Linked DNA regions of Homo sapiens: all the other regions are linked to region 3. A link is a loop called in an ENCODE intact Hi-C map of the cell type or tissue named here. Cell type or tissue: Panc1. All regions are shown on one strand. Region 1 overlaps HDAC9 (histone deacetylase 9). Region 2 overlaps LOC105375180 (a long non-coding RNA gene). Region 3 has its middle 140 kb from the start of HDAC9. Region 4 holds the start of HDAC9 (histone deacetylase 9).

What was found. Hi-C counts contacts between places; a loop is a spot of excess contacts. Peaks named below come from ENCODE experiments on the same cell type or tissue, not always from the same donor. Only the 100,000 strongest peaks of a DNase experiment are listed, where the experiment ranks them.
Region 1: it touches region 3 in a loop (4-fold over the local background); 76 of 110 quality-filtered maps call a loop at or near these places.
Region 2: it touches region 3 in a loop (11-fold over the local background); 40 of 110 quality-filtered maps call a loop at or near these places.
Region 4: it touches region 3 in a loop (2.3-fold over the local background); 41 of 110 quality-filtered maps call a loop at or near these places.

What each region holds. Positions count from the first base shown.
Region 1 is chr7:18,665,171-18,667,670 of GRCh38, reverse strand. HDAC9 (histone deacetylase 9) reads right to left here. Exons shown (of 26, transcript NM_178425.4): 12 at 1,195-1,458. Among named protein-coding and RNA genes, the nearest start is that of HDAC9, 170 kb to the right of the region's middle. In Panc1, a CTCF peak has its summit at 1,349 (motif pointing right); a DNase peak (open chromatin) is centred at 1,350; H3K27ac peaks cover 463 bases.
Region 2 is chr7:19,664,465-19,666,964 of GRCh38, reverse strand. The region is part of intron 4 of LOC105375180 (a long non-coding RNA gene); the gene reads right to left. Among named protein-coding and RNA genes, the nearest start is that of MIR3146, 40 kb to the left of the region's middle. In Panc1, CTCF peaks have their summits at 1,179 and 1,384; a DNase peak (open chromatin) is centred at 1,378; H3K27ac peaks cover 2,434 bases.
Region 3 is chr7:18,351,387-18,353,886 of GRCh38, reverse strand. It overlaps a transcript of HDAC9 not described here. Among named protein-coding and RNA genes, the nearest start is that of HDAC9, 140 kb to the left of the region's middle. In Panc1, CTCF peaks have their summits at 1,195 and 1,398 (motif pointing left); a DNase peak (open chromatin) is centred at 1,316; H3K27ac peaks cover 1,985 bases.
Region 4 is chr7:18,493,547-18,496,046 of GRCh38, reverse strand. It overlaps HDAC9 (histone deacetylase 9), which reads right to left and starts at 298. Exons shown (of 26, transcript NM_178425.4): 1 at 24-298. RefSeq lists an enhancer at 520-569. In Panc1, no CTCF peak of the experiment used is centred here; no DNase peak of the experiment used is centred here; H3K4me3 peaks cover 926 bases; H3K27ac peaks cover 2,060 bases.

The sequences.
Region 1 (2,500 bases), 310 kb before region 3:
GACTTCCTGTTTCCACAAGGCATTTCCTGTTCACCCTCACAGAATCACTTTTCTGTAGGAGAACAGCAGGAACCTGACAAAGAACTGACTTGAATAAACAGTGTCTTCTGTTGCCTTCAAAGTTGTTTGTATTTTATAGCATCAAAGGACATAGTCCTCCTGAAGGTGCATTATATACAAGTAAATTTTTTTGTTAAACCTATCTTTTCTAATTGTTATTTGCCAGAATGTTACGGTATATGCCCATGTCATTATGGAATTATACTTAAGAGATTCTAGTGACAATATAAAATATGATACACCTTCTTTTCAAACTGATTTTGACTTGATATCAGATAATATTCATCCTGTTACTGTGTTTTTTGCAATTGTAGACACAATATTGTATCTGATTGGACCATAATGCTGCACATTACTTCTCACTAACATTTGCATCTGCTTCATTTGCTCTTTTTTGATAGACAGTGTCATCAAATTACACAAAATAAAAGTAAAATGAGCAGTGCTATGTGAGACATAATCTAATATTTAAAGTAGTGCTGCAATTTGCATCTATATATTTAAAACCACCTGTATTCCTAATATGTTCAATTGCAACCTACACAATAACCTAGGACTACTGGCATGGTGACCAGAACATTTCTACTTAACTAAAAAAAGAGAGAGGAAGGAAGGGGCAGACTACCTTTAACAGTGTTCAAGACTATAGTATGATACATTATGTACAGTGATGTGAAAATTAAATTCTAGATGTTGCAAAAAATCAAAAACTAATCGAATGCTTCATTGATCAGACTGGGAGACTATCCAGCAGTCACTGATCTCAACACATAAACTCAAAATAACAGTGAATTTGTTTTCTTTAGAAGTAATTGGTGTAGCAGGCTTTGGGATAAATTTAAAGCCTATTAACTGCTCAGATATTATGTATCATAATTTTAGTATAACAGGTATTTCCTTACCAGTGGATTTTCAATGAAACATTGATATCTATATAGAGATCAGTATATAGAAAGACCTCTATATAGATATATACATATATCTGCATTAGGTAGAATCCTTAAACACTGAACTCAAATCATAGAGAAATATAAACTGATAGGAAATCATATCCATTTACCAAACCTGCAATGCATTTCATGTTCAGATAATGACTTTAATTACAAATCCTGGAGCTAAATCTTTGCCTATTACCTGTTGCATAAAAGCAGCCTGCTCCCCAGATTCCATTTCCTGGATCTGAGCATCTTCATCACTGTCCACTGGTTCCTCCTTGACCTTCACAGCCCCAACTTGTCCCAGTGTGTCATCCACACAAGCACTGCTGTCGCTCCTAGTGCTGTTGCCACTAGAGGGCGCTCTGTCTTCCTGCATCGCCTGGTCCCCCTGAAGCTCTTCCTCTGCTTCCTCAAGGTGACTGCCTGGTTGCTTCAGTTGTTCAATAGATTTCGAAAGCAGCTAGAAGAGAGTGTTCAGGGGTTCAAAATTCAGTAGTTCTTCATGGTAACAGAGAAGCAAATTACACTTTGATTTCTAATAACTCATACACTGTGATTTCTAATCATTGAACATAAATTTCAGAATGAACTTGTAGGCAACAAGTTTCCTCAGTAATACTAAATCTAAAGTAGTCCCATTATTCCATATTGTATGGGTCCAGTAGGCAGTGAATAAGGTCTTTAAGTGTTGGATTGTTTTTTCTTTTTAATGGATCACTCTTTAATGCAGTTAGAACATGGTGTAGAAAAAGGTAAATAAACTATCCATGGAAACCCTGAAACTTTCAAAAGGACATGTTTTGAAAGTTGAACCTGGGAATAATACTTTTCTCAAAAGATAAAGGGGGTGATAAAAAATGTTGTCAATATCATTTTTCAACGAATGTTAAACGCTATGAAAGCCAGAACACAAATGCTAATAGTCTTTGTCTAATTTTCTTGTACCTATACAGAGAAACGACAGTCAAATGAAAAAGCATCTTCTTATATATATTTGTAAGAACTAGAAATATTTATTTTGATATTCTGAACTTTAAAGAGGTGTATGATTTAAAAAAAATTAACAATAAGATGTTTTATGAACAGACTCAAATGGAAATTAAATATTAGAAAAGAATCAGGAAATTATTTTTTAATTTGGAAATCATTATTTAGACATTTTATTTATTTTATAAATTAGATTGAACTTAGTTTTCAGAAGTCAATGAATTAACTGCTTAATGATTTTAAAAGATAACTGACAATATGCCTAACTTAAACAATAGCAAAATATCATAACATGAAAGCTCAATAAATGGGGAAAAAGTCTCAAGATTATTTTGTCTCACACTGGTCATTTGTTTTATTTCACAGTGGCCCTGTGGACCAAATCATCTGCAGACCTTGAACTGTGTTTTCAAGAGTTGCTAAGTTTTCTGCTAAGTCAGTGCCTATGTAAGCAACATGCCAATTATTGTAACTAGCAGCACACTTATAATACTACCACCATAAACATGAATGCA
Region 2 (2,500 bases), 1.3 Mb before region 3:
GGAGACTCCCACTGGATCTTACTCAATTTGTTCATCTTGGTTTTTATTACGACATTTAAAATCAGACTTAATATTTTTTACAAGGCTAATTTATACTGACCTAAGATAAAGCTTACCTTTTAATTCTTGCACTGTTAGACTCATTGTTGGACTCAGACATTTACATATATACATACATAGTCCAAGTGTTTTTAAAACTTCATTAATAACAGCAATATCAGCTTAATCATTCATTTAAAATGTTATTTCTCATTTGTTTGTTAAAAAAATTAGTCCTTCTCAGATAATTTTTAAAATTCGCTTAGTTTTGTAAATAAGACACTTTGTCCTTGCTATGCAAATGGAAAGATTGCATGAAGGAGTGCATGGGTGTGAGCCTTGGCAGAATTAGGTTCAAACCTTTGGGTGGATTACTTAATTCTGAACCTCTGTTTTCTCATCTCTCAAATGGGGACAATAATATTTGTCTTGTAGGGATGTTAAAGTTCTAGAAATAGTATAAGAAAAGGAATCAGTCAGTGGCTGGCAGTAGTTGTTGGCCCACAATTAATGGCAATAATTTGAAACCAATAACTTCTACAACCCACAGATTTAATTTTTTTCCCTGAAAGAAAACTCAGCTCTCTTAACAGGTATTCTTTCTTTAGTCTAGCATCCAAGAAAAATTTGTTTATGCAGTATATATTTATGTTAGAGATTGTATTCCTTAAAAAAGAAAAAACAAAACAAAATAATAATTGATATTTATAAAAACACCCTTAAAACTTCTAGATATTTTTACTATTAAATTAAAAATGATTAATATCAGATTTTAAAATGGTAATGGCTATCAACATTTCCAGAATAACTTTTTCTTCCACTTTTCTTTTAAATATTGGATTTCTTTTCACTGTAAACATAATACCATTGTTATCAAGTACGTTTTTCCTTATGGTGTATAAAATTATTTATATTATATGATATATACATATACATTTAGTTTTTAATTTGAAATTTTCTAAGATTTCTTCTAGTCTATGCCTTGGTTTTCCTTAGAGAAAACTAACCCAGCACTTGTGTTTTTAATTTAAAATGTATTTTTAATCAAAATATGCATATTAAAATTAGTCCATGATATTACCTAGTATCAGTGTTTTGTTCTTCTCAAAGTTTTTTTTTCTTCAAATTAGGTGAAATTTTGCTCTTGAGTAGTCAATAGTTGAGAAGTCATTATTTAAAAATCAATACATTTTCTGGTATTTCTTCAAAGAGAGAAAGTCAAGGAAAAGCTTCTATTTCAGAGTCAATAGATTTGTAATCATTTATTTGTTGTTGAAGGAATTTCTATGCATTTTTCATACTCTACCACAAGGTGGAGTATTGCTTTAAATATTGGACCTTTTTACCCCATGTGTTCCCAACTAGACTAATTCTATTATGTAGGTAAACGGTGAAATAAAATTTTGGTGAATGTTAACAGAACTTTGGGCAGTAAAATTTTGATCACTAAAGGATTCACCTGATAACTACTAAGGTATATTAAGAAAAAAAGCCATAAATATTGCATTCAATGGCCCTCAACAGAAGAAAGCAAATTTATTCCACTGTAGGGACTTTATGACATAAGTCTTGAAATGATATTTAACTTTCATATATCTTTTTCCTCAAAGGCAGGAGTGTCATAGCCTACTGTTTAGATAATTTACTTCTATTTTGTATATATGCATTAATTGTGATAATGTAGTCTGTGCTGAAGAGCATTCATTGAATTCCATTACATTGTTTTGAAATGACGGCTGTGCTACTGAATTGCTTTAGAATCATGCTGAAAACTTACCAGAACAAAATTTTTTATTGACACTAAATAATTTCTAGCTGAGGTACAGTCAAAGGAAATCCTTCAATTACTCGATGCTGCTTTTAATTCAGAGCAAGCAGATGATCTCCCCAGAAGCTAAGGCTACTTGCAGGAATTTTTATGGATTTAACGGTCATGAGATTACATCTCTCTGACATCTCTCTGCCTTACCACTCTTGTTTGTAACTCTACAGGCTAATGGCAGGGGCTATGATAGGTAGCAACATAGATATAACAGAATCACAAATGACAGTTATTTATGAATGTGAAGAATGCATGCTTAAATAGTATCCAGTGGCTCACCTCTCAGACCTCTATGAGAAGACAAATGAAATGTTTGAAGTGCTGCACATGACTTAGACCAAAATGTCTCATATTCTCATTCAGACATATCTATTTTTTAAAAAAAATTTCAACTTTTGAACATTGGATGAAGAAGTAAAAAAGAAAAAGAGGATTTTTCCTAGCTCCTCAGCCCACCCCCAGCATGTATACAAAGCTAAGATTAAGACAGTAAAAAGACAAATTCTAATTTGGAAAGGTAAGGATGACATTTAAAGCCATTATTTCAAAATCAAAGAGATGTTTAATTTTTCTTTTTATAATTGCTGAATAGTAAGACACCAAACAGTTTATGTTTAGACCAAATTGTACTTTTTCACT
Region 3 (2,500 bases):
AAGAATAAGTCCATGCTCTTTGTGTTTCTATAAAACCTATCCCTTACACCAGGTGGTGGTAATCCAATGCTAGGAGTTCATGATTTTAAAAAGTTGTGTACCTGCTACTTCACTATAAAACACAAAGGTGCAAAGTCTGCTTAGGCAGAAAATAGCTCGAGATCTTTCAGATCCAAATGTGTAGGTCAATGTGGTAACACAGGCCAGGCATTCTGCTGTGTTTTTCATTTATATGCTGTTGATACCCAAGATACAGCAAATAATGTCATCAATTTCCTTCAATTACCTCATAGAGGATTCATTTGCACTCAGGGAATAAAAAGGTTGCCACAGTAGCTTCAGGATCACTCAGCAGCAAGAATCGGCATTAATAACTATCCTCAGAGGCACAGAGGGAGGGAAGAAAGTCATTTACTTAACATTCTTTAATTCTTTGTGGTATAACAAGACTATGTCATGATTTAGAGCTAAAAAGCACAGTTGTTTTGCTCACGAGAAAAGTCTTTCATAACCTACACAGTTTTTGTGACACATGGAGTTATGAGATCTTAGGCTACCTTTAAATACGGTATCCCCCTGCTGAAAGCTCTCAAACAGCTTGCAGAGGAAAAAAAAAAATCCCAATATTACTTTACTCCTGAGACATCAAATATCCCATGTCTTACTTTATAAAGAAGTTTCTTTGTACAATAGCTAGATAGTGCTGAAGAAAATAACTTTTGTATGCCTGTATCATAACACAGGGTCATGTATAGCTAATTAAGCATTCTTCCTTAGGTTTGATTACATAAAGAGTTGGTTTTGTAATACAATAGCACATGAAGGTCAGTATGGTTATGAGAGAAACCTTAGATGCTATGACAAATCCAATAACTAGCAGGGTATTTGTTCATAAAAGTAAAGCATTTCTCAAAATATTTTGCTGATTTGTTAAGGTACTGGAAGATATTTTGCTGGCCGCCGAGCTGACCTTCTGCAACACCCTATATGGTGAGGCTGTTAAAAGATTTTCTTAGAAGATACAGATTTGTATTTTAGAGTAAGACAGAGACAAAAACAAGGATCATGAAATGGAGGTTCACAAGTATCTGAACCAAAGTGGGGAAAAGGGGGGAAAAAAACAAACATCAGCCAGCTCCTTATTTGCACACCGAGATTCACTAACTCTATATGGTAAGTCCTATTTCCCGTCATTTTCCCTGAATCTAGCATGCTAACCATCATAACGAAAAAGAGTTTGTTTTCACCTTTACGTTCCCTTTGAGTATTTAAAACGGGGAATGACTCACATCTCACAAGGCCAAGAATCTTTGAAATGAACTTCTGGAAAATTTAAAGGTACCTGGAGCTCCTGCAACAAATATAAGACTGCACTGCCCTCCAGAGGTGACTCCCTGGCAATTACCTTTAATCAATTAATGATAGGAGGACCAAGTAACTGTGTTGCAGTAATCTTCATTGCAATTTTAGTCCTTCTATCTCAAATAGTTTTCAAAACACAGGACTAAAAATCAGTGGCAACCTACTGTTTCCCTCTAAGCAGAATATTATATTGTCTCAGCTCTTCTATCTTACTTCATTTTGTTTGAAAATAATATTTGCTACCTCTTTGGCTAAATGTTAAATATTAATATTTTTGGTTGGAGGGCCTATTTATTCATGTACATTTTTCAGAAAAATCAGATTAAACAGACAGCCTAAGGAAACCTTAAGAAACCTGAGGATCCTCAGAGATAACTGAAGGTCACACAAAGAACAGTTCAGAAACAGAATATTTTACTGTCTAATTATGTTGTCATCACTTAACTGAAGCTTGAAGGGTGCCCACAGTTATTGTGAGAAAAATATAAACTCATTTTGAATTTTTTTCTTCTTGAGCTTTTGTTCTCCACAGCTATGTGATCTAGTTCTGTTCTGTTCCACACACACCTTCCAATAGTGGATAACCTTGTATATTGTCACTTTCCACATATTCACCGTCAATTCAAATTTTTTGAGATTTAAGACAAGGCTAATAATTTCTTGATAAAATTGTAATAACCTGTGTGTGTGCCTGTATGAATGACTCAAAACACATCTTTTAAAAGTTCTTGACAAAATTAAACATTATCTACACAGCAAATATTTATGTAGGGCTTTGCAAATGCTAACTCATTTAATAATCACAACAGCTATGCAACAGATAGTTTTACTATCATTCACCTTTTTTTACAGATGAGGCAGATTTTGAGAGATTAACAAAATCACAGAGCTGGGACATGATAGAGCTGAGATTCAACTTCAGTTTAGCTTCAGCGTCCTGGTTCCTAACTTCCTCACTTTGCTTTACATGGTCATTTAAATATATATATCTTCCCTCCCATTATAAAAAGCATTAATAAGATTTAAAATAAAGTTGATACTTTTAATATAGCTGTCTTTTTTTGTTTTGGGGGATTTTTGTTTTATTTTACAATTCATAACACATAGGAAACTTAAAAAATATTAAAACTCTGGGAGA
Region 4 (2,500 bases), 140 kb before region 3:
GACACTTTTCCCATGTTACCAACCTGTGTGCAAAGCAGAAAGGACAGAGTGGATGCTATAGCTCTCTGGAGTTTAGGTTATCCCGGAAACTACAAGCAGGTGGGAAATAGGAACGTGCTTCGGGGTTATTTCTTTGTCAGAATACGTAGAAAATTATTAAGTCTACCCACGAGAAAAAGAAACCAATTAAACCTGGCTTAGAGTTCTTCAGGCTGCTAGGGTTTTGTTGCAAAAACCCTCAGTCCTGCAAGTGGCTCCAGCCGGTGCCCTTCTCCTATCTGTGTCTGTGCCTCTCTTCCCCCTTTCTCAGTCTCTCTCAGCTCAAGTTGGCTAAAGCGAGTGATAATCCATTTGCATATGAATCAACAACAGCATGGCCCACAGGCACAGAAATAGAACAATGGTCGGCCTGAGCCAAAAATAGGTCAAGCATGGCCGAGTGATTGGAGCCTGCATTAATGCATTTAAAAATACCCCAGCAAACCCAGCTGTCCAGCCTCTATCTTTCCAACCATAATTCTCTATCGCAGGGCCTTAAAACCAATTAACTCTTTCCTCTCTCGAAGCTTGCTTTACACACTGTGTTTCCATACTGGCGATTCGCTTCCAAAGAAAGGAAGGCAAGAAAAAAAATTAAGAATCATAATTCTAAGAGGGCAAATGCACATACATTTCATTTCATTTTATTTTTGTAGTATGTGTTTTTGGAAGAGAGAGGAGAGAAGTACAGAGCTCTGTATTGGTTCTAAAATAATACTGGAAGCTTTTGCTCATAATGTGGTTTCTGCCTCACCCACGCACAGCAATCCTGGTGTTCTATTTTTGTTGCCTGTTTCTCAGGCTACACTGCAGTTGGCTGTAGCACTAGAAGCTTTTCTGCCTTCTAGTTTCAGGACTAACAGGAGATTTAGCAGAGGTACTTTTGGAAAACAAGCACACCCCAGAATAAAATTTTTATGAAGGACAGGCTTGATTTTTTACTTGCTATTTATGCAAGACAATTGTCCATTTCACAAATCCTATTGTATCTTAGTACCACCTATGAATTTTATCGCATCCATCCAGTTAGTACTATATCTATAAACAAAACAAAACACAAAACACAAAACCGTGGCTTATATGTGAAAATTTCCCCTCAGCCTCTCAGGCTAAATTCAATTTACTTGCAAAAGGAAAAGAAAGTAGTCTGATTTCTTATGGATACAGAATTTCTGAGCATATGCACCTGTTGATGGATAAATCATATATATGGTTAGTACCCAACTATGACTGTTCTGCATTCAGCTATACATTGGTTGCCCGAAATATGGACCTCCTAACTTTTCTGTAGAAATAGCATTTATGATAGTCAATAGATTACCAGACACATTGTGGCGTTCAGCTATACAGTACAGTAGATAGTATCAGAGTTTTATAGTCTCTGGTGCTACATTTATATCCTTTCTATATAAGAGATAAATTTTACATTCCAAAGAGGGATCCTAGCATCTTGTCACTTCCAAGAGCAAACCCAAAAGTGATAATCTACTAGTCATGGAAGCTCTTTTCTCTTTTCTAAACTAAATCAGCGAGGAAAATGTAATTCTAAGGCATCAGAAGCAACAGGGGAAAGAGAGGAAAAAGCAGATTATTTCAAAATTCCCAGAACAATCCGATGGAAGAGGGATCTTGGTCAACTCCAGAGTATGAAGTCAGAGGGGGCAAACAAGGGGACACAGAGTTTTGATGAAAGGGAAGAAATAAGCACGTTAAATCATTCATCAAATAGGCCACTGCTGAATTCCTCTTCTTTCACAGATTAATTTCTACTGAATACTCTACTTCTTGAAAAATTGTATTTGGATATGTAAGTTACAATTTTTAAAAAATATATATTCCAAACTGCGTTTGACTTAAGCTACACAACAAAATCTTATGTTCCTGTCAGTGGAAAAAACAAAAAGCAATTATCTGATTCCATCTGATATTACAAATAAACTTTTGATTACAAAATTTATGTGTAAAATTCAAAGGATAGAAACAGTGTGGACCTAATAATTTTCCTTAAGGATGATGTACTGAAGTAGTAACTATCATCACATTTTAGACCTGGGAGGAAATTTAGAGATAGTCAATTGTAGTTTTCAAACTCTGTCTCATGACATAAGGTACCTGCGAGTTGCCTAAGTTTCCTCAAAAAAGGTTCTCCGTGGAACCAGGGGAGCTCCACTTTTACCTGTTTCCATTTGGAGATTTGAGATTTCTTTTGAAGAACTTTTTTTTTTTTTATTCTACAAAACATTTATGTAAAGAACATTTTTTAAATTGCGGTATATTTGACAAATCAAGATTCTTTATATTTCAGGTGTACAATTTGATGATTTGATACACCTATACCTTGTGAAATAATTACCATAATCAAGCTACAAATCTATCATCTCAGCTAGTTACCATTTTTTTTGTGGTGAGATCAGAACAAGAACTTCTTATATTAAGAAAAACAATCATTGAAATTCACTCA